Linked DNA regions of Homo sapiens: region 1 is linked to region 2. The links are chromatin contacts, found by Hi-C or POLR2A ChIA-PET in ENCODE. All regions are on one chromosome and are shown on one strand. Each heading gives the region's core, a stretch centred on a gene start or an enhancer-like site at or near the end of the contact. The rest is flanking DNA. Distances are from core to core; before and after follow the strand shown.

What was found. A loop is a pair of places that touch in the nucleus more often than their neighbours do. ChIA-PET counts read pairs that join two places held with the same protein, here RNA polymerase II (POLR2A).
Region 1: a map of gastrocnemius medialis shows a loop between it and region 2 (4-fold over the local background). The contact joins two enhancer-like sites. A Hi-C loop is called at or near these places in 1 of 168 maps with a recorded cell type or tissue (gastrocnemius medialis). POLR2A ChIA-PET finds 5 or more read pairs at or near these places in 2 of 52 experiments (B cell and MCF 10A).

Annotation. Positions count from the first base shown.
Region 1 is chr5:178,237,169-178,242,369 of GRCh38, forward strand. It overlaps COL23A1 (collagen type XXIII alpha 1 chain), which reads right to left. Exons shown (of 29, transcript NM_173465.4): 26 at 5,173-5,201; 27 at 4,874-4,960; 28 at 1,973-2,011; 29 at 450-1,532. The coding sequence ends at 1,530. LOC112267937 (a long non-coding RNA gene) reads left to right here. Exons shown (of 3, transcript XR_002956238.2): 3 at 1-1,500. Among named protein-coding and RNA genes, the nearest start is that of PHYKPL, 7.0 kb to the left of the region's middle. RefSeq lists enhancers at 294-967, 968-1,641, 1,647-1,696, 3,697-3,816. Within about 2 kb of position 2,767, at least 13 of the 41 ENCODE cell types and tissues checked have a DNase peak (open chromatin) inside an H3K27ac peak, as active enhancers do; they include gastrocnemius medialis, where a contact is called at or near this core.
Region 2 is chr5:178,424,984-178,430,931 of GRCh38, forward strand. All of the region lies in intron 2 of COL23A1 (collagen type XXIII alpha 1 chain), which reads right to left. Among named protein-coding and RNA genes, the nearest start is that of COL23A1, 160 kb to the right of the region's middle. Within about 2 kb of position 3,893, at least 12 of the 41 ENCODE cell types and tissues checked have a DNase peak (open chromatin) inside an H3K27ac peak, as active enhancers do; they include gastrocnemius medialis, where a contact is called at or near this core.

The sequences.
Region 1 (5,201 bases), core at 1,517-4,016, 190 kb before region 2:
TTGGTAGAGATGGAGTTTCACCATGCTGCCAGCCTGGTCTCGAACTCCTGGGCTCAAGTGATCCTCCCACCTTGCCCTCCCAAAGTATTGGGATTAAAAGAATGAGCCACTGTGTCTGGCCAAAATCGCCATTGTTTTAAGGCAACAAGTTTTGGAGAGATTTGTTATGCAGCAGTCTGCTAACCGCAATAGAGGAGCACACAGGGGCTCAATTTGACAGGTAGTGACTTGCCAGAGGACTCAGCTGATGTGTGGCAGGACCAGGCAGTGAATCTGTGTCTTCCGAACTCCAAATCCCATCTTTGCCCTGACCCTGAACTTCCTCCTTTGGTTTCTGGGATGGCTCTTACTCAGGGAGGGTCCCCTTTTCCCTCCCCACCCAGCAGTGGCCAGGATGAAACCACAGCCAGAGGTGCCCCAGGGGCAGTCCACAAGGACAGGCACACCCAGACACGCACTTGTGGTTTATTACACACAGTGATCTCCATCTACACGGAAATGGAAGGCAAGCAGCCAGGATGGAGCTGGTTGCTGGGAACACTTGCTGGAGGTGGAAAAGCCTCTCGTCAGAGCGTGGGTGGGTCTGGTGGCAGGCCCCCTGCTCAGGCCAGCTGGGAACCAGCCCTGAGCTTTGCTTTGCCTGCACAGCCCACCTAGAGAGCCATTTTTGGCCAGAGTTCTGGGTGGGAGACTTGGGGCCAGTGAGACCCAGACTCTGAGTGGGAGGCCTGCCTCCCTGGTCCAGGCCATGTCCTATCTTGTCCCTCTCTGGGTGATAATGGAAACAGAGACAGGAAGTAGCAGTCAGTCCAGGCTGGGCCCCTCCATCCTCGACACTCTGCTCCCTGGAGCTGGGTCCACATCACAGCGATCACAGAGCTCAGCCACTACTCCTGGCCAGAGGACATGTGCTCTCATGGCAGGCTGGCCTCCTGAGGCCTCCTGAATGTGGTAGAGCTAGACCCTCGTGGGGGATTTCCACTCACTGCTCCCCGGGCCCAGCCGCAAGTGCTGGGCGAGTCTTGTCCGGGGGCCAAGTCTTGTCCAACTGCAGAGGCAGCTGGTTGTGGTTGAGTTTGGAGGCTGATGAGGCCAGGAGCAACAGCAGCCGCTGTTCCACCCCTGGGTCTTCTTGGATAGGGTGTGTCCCAGGGACTCCAGAGTTTTGCGGGGGCAGGTTCTTACAGGGCAGTACCACAGCTGAGAGTCTCTCTGCTGATCAGGTGACTGAAGGCCCAACGTAGCATCTTTCTAGCCTTGCCCGAGCCAGGTGCTTCTACCTTCATCTCCTTCCTGGGAAAGCCCAGGCCCAAGGGTGCCCCTCAGGTACACATCTCCCTGGTCTGGCCTGTCCACTTTCCGGCAGCTTCACATGCCGGTGGCTTTGGGGCTGGGTGGGCATACTCTTGAATGTTAAAAGGCCACAGGTAGCGCATTCCATGAAAAAAGATCAATATATTACTGTTTTGTTTTTACAAAAATTAAAAATGTCCACACGGATCTGTACAGGTGTGAGCTGGGCCTGTGGGTCACTGGAAAAGGAGGAAGAGACTGAAGGTGACGAGGAGCCCGAGAAGCTCCGCCCCCATCCAGGCCACCTTGCCTGGCCTCCCCGGTCCTGCCCATTTCCTCCTATCTTCCCTCCCCCCACTCCCTCTCAGTGGGCCAGTTGGGACAATATCCCAGGGGGCACTGATGGCTTTGCCCTGCCTGGTCCAGGTGTCAGTTGAGTCCATGTGACCCACAGGATGGGTTATACACCATCACCCAGGACCACAGCCCCACGCCTCACATGCAAGATGGGAGAGTCAAAACCAGGGTCATGATGGGAAACCTGGCTATTCAGTCACTGTGCGAGAAGCCGCAGACACCCAGAGGTTTGAGTGACAGCACCCAGGCTCTGGGGCCCTCCCATTCCCCCACCCTCCCCTGCCTCTCCCAAGCCTGCCCTGGAGACTTCCCTGCACGGTACCTTATGCCAGCAGCCAGGCACAGGCAGCCCGTCGGGGCCCTGGAAAGGAAGAAGGTTTCAGTGATGGGGATGGGGCCTGGGGAGCTCCTCTACACCCCACATGCCCTCCCCTGGTCTGTAGGGAGGTGCAGGCCAGGGAGCGGCCATGTGAGACTGCTGGGCCCCACTGAGGCAGGGGCACAATGCCTCCTCTGTCCACCCAGGTAGTGGGGTCATGGGGTCATGGGGAACGACGGCCTCTCACTGAGCTTGTCCTGAGTGTGTTCCCTCTGTGCTTTGTGGGGACTGCTGTGCAGTGGGCAGGAACAGGAGGGCACTAGGAAGGGATGAGCATTGTGCCAGACATGTACAGGCTGGCCTGGGTCCTGCCGAGAGCCGTGTGGCTTCCTGTCTGATGTGACAGTGACTCTGGCCTGGGTCCTGCCGAGAGCCGTGTGGCTTCCTGCCTGATGTGACACTGACTCTGGCCTGGGTCCTGCCGAGAGCCGTGTGGCTTCCTGCCTGATGTGACACTGACTCTGGCCTGGGTCCTGCCGAGAGCCGTGTGGCTTCCTGCCTGATGTGACACTGACTCTGGCCTGGGTCCTGCCGAGAGCCGTGTGGCTTCCTGCCTGATGTGACAGTGACTCTGGCCTGGGTCCTGCCGAGAGCCGTGTGGCTTCCTGCCTGATGTGACAGTGACTCTGGCCTGGGTCCTGCCGAGAGCCGTGTGGCTTCCTGTCTGATGTGACAGTGACTCTGGCCTGGGTCCTGCTGAGAGCCGTGTGGCTTCCTGCCTGATGTGACGGTCACTCTGGCTCCTCACCCTGGGGCCTGCGAGCTTTCAGGCCTTGGGCAGGAATGGCTCCTGGAGGGTTTTAAGGATGGCCCAGGAATTGGCATCCTGCTCCAGCCTGTGCTGGCTGGAGCAGGGCAGGCTCAGGTTGCTGGGGGTTGGGGCTGGGCCTGGGGTAGGGCTATCTAGCGGCACCTGTGGTGCCCACCCAGGAGCCAGACATAAGCAGGGGCCGGGTTTCCTCAGGCAGCCTGGAGGGTGGGGAAACTGGAGAGGAACGAAGACTGACTCATCAGGGACACCAAGGCGCAAAACATGTCATTCTGTTCCAAAGCACAGGAATGAGCCTCAGACACTGGGCATCCCCTGGAATATTCCCATGTGTACACCAGGGACCAGGCTAGGCACCAAAGGGAAGGTGGGGAGGGGGGCAGAATGGAAAGGAAGCAGAAGCGAGGAAGGCCGGGGCAGAGCCAAGGGCCCTGGCTGCCCCGAAGGCCCACACAGCACACGGCACACGGCACACAGCAGGCCAGGCCGCCTACCGCAGGGCATGGCCCATTGCCCCTCGCAGGGCCCCGCCAGCCTGGTGCCCCTCTCCGGCCTCCGCACGTGGGATTCTCCTGTTTCAAAGGAGACAAGGGCTTACTGATTTGGAGGGGAGTCCTGGGCCAGGCCCCGGAGCTGCGGGGCTGGGCCACCCTGCCCCTGCTGTCCCCGCCCTTTCTGTGCGCTGACCACTTCGCTCTTCAAGTCCTTTTCTCATTGACTTCTCAAAACTGTCCGAGGGGAGCGGTATCCCCCACTGCAGGGATAAGGACACTGAGGAACAGAGGCCAGAGGTCTGGGAGGGGGTCTCTAACTCTGGCACCGCTGGAGGTTGAGGCCGGCCTGCACACATCCCCGTGGCTGGAGTGGCCACGTCTGAATATCTGTCCAGTTTTAGTACGAAAACCCAGCTGTTCTGTTTTTCCTGTCTTTTCTGAGCTCCACCGGAAGAGTGTGACATGTAAACCCTCCCTACTTTCTAGAAAAAGGAACTAGGCAGGGCACAGTGGCTCACACCTGTCGTCCCAGCACTCTGGGAGGCTAAGGTGGGACAATCGCTTGAGCCCAGACCAGCCTGGACGACATTGCAAGACCCCAGCTCTACAAAAATTAAAAATTAGCTGGGCATGGTGGTGCATGCCTGTAGTTCTTGGCTACTTGGGAAGCTGAGGCAGGAGGATCACTTGAGCCTGGGAGATGGAGGCTGCAGTGAACCATGATCGCTCCAGCCTGGGCGACAGAGTGAGACTCTGTCTCCGAAAAGAAATAAATGGAGCTGACTTTTGAACTGTGGTTGTTTCAGGCACCAGTGCCTGAAACCACTGGGGCTGGTGGGCTGCCAAAGGCCACTGAGAGAGCACAGAAAGAGGTACAGGAAGGGTGTGGGGGTAGGCAGAGGGGATGTGGGGAAGAGGGAGGTGCTGCCCCAGCCCAGAGAGACTCTTCTGGGAAGGAGGAAGGAAGGGGAGGCACAGCCAGCCAGAGAGGTCAGGGTGGTCCCACCGTCTGTGCTTGGGGAAGCTGAGTTTCAGCTCAGCTTGGCCTCAGGCCCAGTGGGAGTCAGACCCCGACTTCCACCCCAGGCAGCCAGACCACAGCGATGGGGCTGGGCACTCACTGCCTCCGCCCCCAGCGGCAGCGTGTCTGTGCTAACTTTGGTTCCCTCCGCAGGGCCCAGCCCCCTCCCAGGGCACCGCTGATGGTGCTGATGACTCCAGGTAAAGCCCCTCCACTCCTGGTCTAGGCCCTGTCCACTTCCAGCCCAAGATGGCCCACAGTGGGTTCCTACTCAAGCCAGGCCTGTCCTGGGGGTGAAGAATGAGGGGCTGGGCCTCCAGCTCTACAGAGGGGCTGGGTTCCCTGAGTCATGCCCATGGTTGGGGGTGGTTAGGACCAGAGCAAGGGGAACCGCGATGATGGCAGTAGCAGCAGCAGTGGCCCTGACAGTGAGGAAGGCCAGTGCGTGACCAGTGGGGCCTCTGGGACTTGCAGCTGAGTTCCGAGGACAGGGAAGATGTTGGGCTGACCCTGGCTGGAGGCCAAAAAGACCTGGGGCAGGGCCCTCCTCCGACACCTACCACGGGACACGGCTGGTCCAGGCCTGGTGGTCCCGGCTCGCCCTTCTGGCCCTTCACTCCTTTCCGGCCGGGGACCCCTCGTTCTCCCTGTGCAGGAGGGGAGATGGTGGTATTGGTCATGGCTGCCAGGCTTAGGAACCTCCAACATCTCTCCGAGAGAAGCGCGTGGGGCCAGCCTCCCCCTGCCTCCGCCCACCTGCCCGGCCTGGGTTCTCTCTACCTGCTTCACCTGAGCCTCCACTCCCACCTGCCTCCTTCCCCCTCTCCTCCTGCCCCAGCTCCCGTCCAGCTGCCCTCACCTTCTCTCCACGCTCGCTCCGATCACCTT
Region 2 (5,948 bases), core at 2,643-5,142:
CCATCCAGTTCTGGAGGCTTCAGCCTCTCTCCACCGACCACTGACATGCCTTGGGGCATAGAATTTCTTCCTCTGTAAGATGGAGACAACGCATGCCTGGCCAGCGGAGAAAAACGCAAAGCAGCCTGTAAAATCCAAAGCAAAGGGTAAAGGGTTGCGGCCGGTTTGGTGGCTCATGCCTGTAATCCCAGCACTTTGGGAGGCTGAGGCAGGCAGATCACCTGAGGTCAGGAGTTCGAGACCAGCCTGACCAACATGGGGAAACCCGGTCTCTACTAAAAATACAAAATTAGCCGGGCATGGTAACTTATGACTGTACTCCCAGCTACTCGGGAGGCTGAGGCAGGAGAATCGCTTGAACCCAGGAGGTGGAGGTTGCAGTGAGCCGAGATCGCGCCACTGCACTCCAGCCTGGGCAACAGAGCAAGACTCCATCTCAAAATAAATAAATAAATAAATAAATAAATAAATAAATAAATAAATAAAAATAAAATAAAGCCAATGGTGGCTGTTTCCCGCGCTCACCTCTGTTTCAGTTTCCTCATCCGCAAAAAGGTGGATCTGAACATTGACACCACAGGGCAGTTTTGAGATGTATGGAAATCAAACGAGATATCAGTGGTGCAACCGGCCAACACACGTCTGGCATTCAGTGGTACTCAATGAATGCAGAGTTTGGGTCTGCCGGCAACTGGAGGGGCTGGGAGAAGCCGCGGTGAATGGCAGGCCGGCCATCTGCAGCTTCAAAGATGGCTGCAGTGCACCAGCATCTGCCTCCAATGACTGTCTTGCTATCTGCTCTCGGCTTTTACTTGGAAAGATGCTTTGATATTGACTAACCAGGAGAGCCTGATGAATTTGTGTCTTGAGAGTGCCGTGGCAGAGGCATCTTCTGCTACTGCCTGCCCATGGGGCTCAGAGGGCTGGGGGCCAGCCGCTCCCGATGGACTTGTGCTCCGGTGAACACACACCCAGAAAAGGTGCCACGGTGGGGTCCTGAGTTCACCTCTGAGGTGGGAACTCCCTCCTCTATTCTCTCCACAGCAGGGGGGGCAACCAAAGGGGCTCACATTCCTGCCGCTTCCTTCAGTGTCTTTGTAGAAGTCTCCGTTTAGTGTGGTCAGGAAAGGCAGCAGAGATGTTAGACATCAGGCATTTTGTATACAAATAATTATTTCATAAACAAAGATCTATAAGACCATTATCCACTGTTTGAAAAATGAAAAAGAGAAAAACCCACCCTCAAGCCCATCAACCCAAGAGAATTCTCCGTATCTTTGTGGATTCCTACCTAGTCTACAGCCTTGTGCAAATGCCCTCTTAGTCTCAACTTCAGCTCATCGCTTTTCGTCTTGCATTCTCCCCTTCCTCATTAGATGACCCACGTTTTTCTGTGTTGCTTCTTCACCTCTGTGTTTACCATGTCTAGTGGCTGCCCCATTGGGAATGCCTGGGCCACCCTGTTTTCGTGCACACTCCCACGCATGTCCCACTGCCGGACACAGACCAGCTTCCACCTGCGATCGCGCTCTGTGCTGCCATCCGGGCGCAGATCCTGCTCTGGCTGTGGTCCATCCCTGTAGATGAGCCGCCAGAAGTGGTGGATGCCGCACACCACCCCCTGCAGCCTGCCACCCCACCAACTTCCCTACTGCTGCGGGATCCGAAGCAGCCATTTGAAGACCGGACTGTGAGACAAGCCGCAGAGAGAGAGAAAATATTTGCAAAAGGCACATCTGATAAAGGACTGTTATCCAAAGTATACAAAGAACTCTTAAAACTCAACAATAAGAACGCGAACAGCCCCGTTAAAAATGGGCCAAAGGCCTTCACAGATTCCTCATCAAAGAACATAGATGATGGCAAATAAGCATACGAGAGACGCTGCCCATCATATGCCATCAGGGAAGTGCAGATCCAAAATAACGATGAGGCCAGTGTGGTGGCTCACGCCTGTCATCCTAGCATTTTGGGAGGCCGAGGCAGGTGGATCACTTGAGGTTAGGAGTGCGAGACCAGCCTGGCCATTATGGTGAAACCCCGTCTCTACTAAAAATACCAAAAAAATTAGCCAGGCATGGTGGTGGGCACCTGTAATCCCAGGAACTGGGGAGGCTGAGGCAGGAGAATTGCTTGAACCTGGGAGGCAGAGGTTGCAGTGATCACACCATTGCACTCCAGCCTGGGCGACAAGAGCAAAACTGTGTCTCAAAAAATAATAATAATGATGATGAGATACCACTACATACCTATGAGTATGGCCAAAATCCAGCACACTGAACCACCAGATGCTGGCAGGGATGTGGAGTATTGGGAAGCCTCGTCCATTGCTGGTGGGAATGCAGAAGGGTACAGGCCCTTTGGAATACAGCTTAGCAGTTTCTTACAAAACTAAACATACTCTTGCCATATGCTCCAGCTATCTTGCTCCTTGGTATTTACACAAAGAAGCTGAAAACGTATGTCCATACAAAAGCCTGAACACAGATGATTATAGCAGCTTTATACATAATTTCCAAACCTGCAAGCAGCCAAGATGTCTTTCAGTAGGTGAGTGGGTAGGTAAGTTGTGGTACAGCCACAGTTTGGGATATTATTTAGCTACATAATATTTAGCACTGAATAATATTCTATTATTCAATGCTGACAAGAAATGAGCTCTCAAGCCAGGAACAGACATGGAGGAAGCTTAAATGCATATTATTAGGAGAAAGAAGCTATCTGAAAAGGCCACATGCTGTGATTCCAGCTAGATGACATTCTGGGAAAGGCAAAACTATGGAGATGGTGAAAAGATCACTCGTTGCCAGGGGCTGGGGGAGGGAGGGATGAATAGTTGGAGCACGGGGGATTTGGGGGACAGTGAAACTATTCTGTATGATACTATAATGGTGGATACATGTCATTGTGTATTTATCCAAACCCACAGACTGTCCAGCACCAGGAGTGGTCCCCTAATGTTAACTGTGGAGTTTGGGTGATGGCATGTCATTGGTTTATTAATTCTAAGGAATGTACCCTCTGGTGGGGGATGTTGATCCCTGATCCAGGGAGGAAGGAGTATTAGGAAGCCAATTTGGCTCTGGTCCAAGCCCTCTCCTCCAGTCCAGCCTTTCCAGCAATGAGGGTATCATCAAAAGCCCACATCTATGCTCACTGGCTCAGATATCACAGGGAAAAGAGAACGAGGAATCCAAAGTCCTGAGCAATCGTGTCCCCTTAGGTGACCAAGCCTTCTGCTGTGGGCTCCCCGAGGCATTTCCTGGGAGAAGGGTCTCTGGCTTCCCAAGATGCCATCTCTCCAGCCAAGAAGGTGCCCTGGGCAGTCCCCGAGGCTGGCCATCCCCTCTAGAACCTGCAGGACCATGGAGCCAGCTCTTTGCACGAGGAGGAGCCTTCCTGGATCAAAACCTACCAAGATAACAGGGAACCAGGGGCAGCTTCCAGGGCCCCTTCCTCATTCTGCTGCTCGGAACTCCTTGTGACAAGGACTGAGTGAGTGTCCGGAGTGACTGCCAGCTGGGCCTGTGCTCTGTGTCCAGGAGCCGCGGCAGGGTGCCCAGCGGGGCCTCTTGGATGCTCCTCCTGGCTGGCAGCCCCTGCCCGGCCCAGGCCTTTTTAGCCCCCGAGCCAGGATGGCAGCCTCTTCTCCTGACCTCATTATGTCAGCGCCCGGATTGTGTGCTGGGGCTGGGCTGGGGACAGGATGTTTTCTGCTTCTCCAGGACATTGTCACTCTCTTGGCCTGTGATCATTCATTTCAGGGCCTCATTTTGTTCCTGAACTGGGCTCAGTGTTAGGATTTTAACTGCTCATCTGCCCAGATGGGGGCTGTGCAAGCAGGGTCTGCAAGCAACTCTGCCCCTGGAGTGGTGCCTCGTGGGGGTGGGGGCAGGGCTGCCTTTGCCTCCCTATTGTTTCCAAGCCAGCTCCCTACCCGCACACAGACAGGCAGGCCCTCCGTGAGTGTCCTGAGACCCTACCACACCCCAGTGCTGCCCAGGCCCAGCACCCGGGGTGCGGGTGTACCTTCTTTTCTGCTCGTGATTGGCTGGGGCACGCGACTGCTCTGTAAACCAGGTGCGGGGAGGGCCAGGCAAATACTTAGGTATGTTGGGCCCCATGCCAGGCACCAGGGCATTTCAGCGCCTTTACAGCTCCTCACAGCCTGGGGAGGTGGGTATTACCTCATCCTGCAGTGGATGGGGCATGCGCCTCGGGAAAGGCCGGGACTCATCCAAGGTCACAGGGCAGAGCTGGGGCGCCACCAGGCCCGTCTACCTCAAGCCCAGCACCCCACACCACACCACAGGCCTCCCCTCCACACCCCACGAGCGAAGGGCCCCTCCTCTGCCTTCCTCTAGAGAAAGTTGCCCTGCTTCCCCGGCCTGAGCCTCACGGTGTGAAAGAAAAACAAAATGCCAGGACCTCAAACTCACCATGCCAAAGCGAAAGTTAAGCTCAGAAACTGAGTCAGGCAAAAACTGCCTTCCTTTTCTTCCCAAACAGATAGCTGCAGTGTCGCATGCTTACTTTAGCTTGTGTAAACTGTAGATTTAGTGAGTGGGAGATGAATGCAGAATTTTGGCTCCCCTCACTCCCTTCTTTTCATGCGTAAAATGTAGATTCATTGAGTGCCGCTTCCTGGTCTTCCTGGTGAGGCTGCACGCACTCTCGCCTGGACACTGCACACTCCCTACTGCCTCCCCCAGCTCATTTTCCACATTGACGCCAGAGGGATCTGAGCACATGGCCCTGACTGTGTCCCTCCCTGCACCACCCTCTATGGCTCCCCATGGCCTACTGGCTACCGTCCAAGTGTCTGAGCCTCTGCTTAGAGGGTCTACAGTGTGGCCCTACTTCCTTTCCCTGACCTATGGCCTGGCTCTAACCCCACCTCCCTCTGCACCACTCCCCAGGCATGGCTAGAACTCTGCTACAGTTCTGTCCCCACTGACCGTGCCTTTCCCTGTGCAGGGTCGCCCTTTCATGTTCCTTGTCCAGGCAGGCTCTGGAGTCAGCTTTCACAACCTGTCCCCAGGAAGTATGTTCAGCCAGGGAGGTCAGCCAGGTACTCTGTCCCCTGAGGTGCACCTGGAAAGACCCACGTGCCTCAGCCTGTCATGCTGAACTTTTAAGAGCACCAGAAACTTCTGGGTGGAACTGTCACTTCGAGACCTTAATCCAGAATATGCTGCATTATCTTGATTGGACATTCATTTCCTGTCTCCCGAGAACGATCACACCCCATAAGGAATTTCTCCCATGCAAGCAATTAACAAAGACACACAGGTGACTTCACTGGGGCCCCAGGTTCCTGGGTCTCTGCCCACTGGAATTCTGCCACTCACTGTCAAGAATTCCAGAAACGGGTTCCGATTTCCTAAGGACATCAATGGCACCAGTTGCACAATTCCATCCTGGGGCTCATAGTCCCCTGGAAAGGACACAATGGGACGTGGGAAGACAAGGAAAGAAGAGTAGTTCTGTGCTCGTGAGAGGCGAGCTTCTCTCTTCCTAGGGGCTGCCAATACCCTGGCTCTCACCTCCGTGGGAAAGATCCATGTATGTCCACGTGTGACGTGCGCAGCAGAGTGAGCACAGAGTGTGAGCGTGCAGAGAATACTGGGCTCCTGCCTGATGTCCAGGTAGGAGACTGAGAAAGGAAACTAACAAAGTTGGATGGTTTCTTTCAATGGCAACTTGGGAAATAGAGCATTCTGATAAAATGAGAACAAAATAATCCATTTGCTTGATTCAACACTAGTCACATTTTCTGAGTGCTGTGTCCCAGACCCTGGGATCTGGGTCTGTGATATTCTCTCCCAGCCATGCATAGGTGGTGCCTTGTGGTTGCTAGGTATGGTGGGTACAGAGGTAGGTGAGTCCCTACCTGGGAGTCAGGCAGCATCCCACAGCCCTCACGTGATGCCCTGGGTGAGTTCATA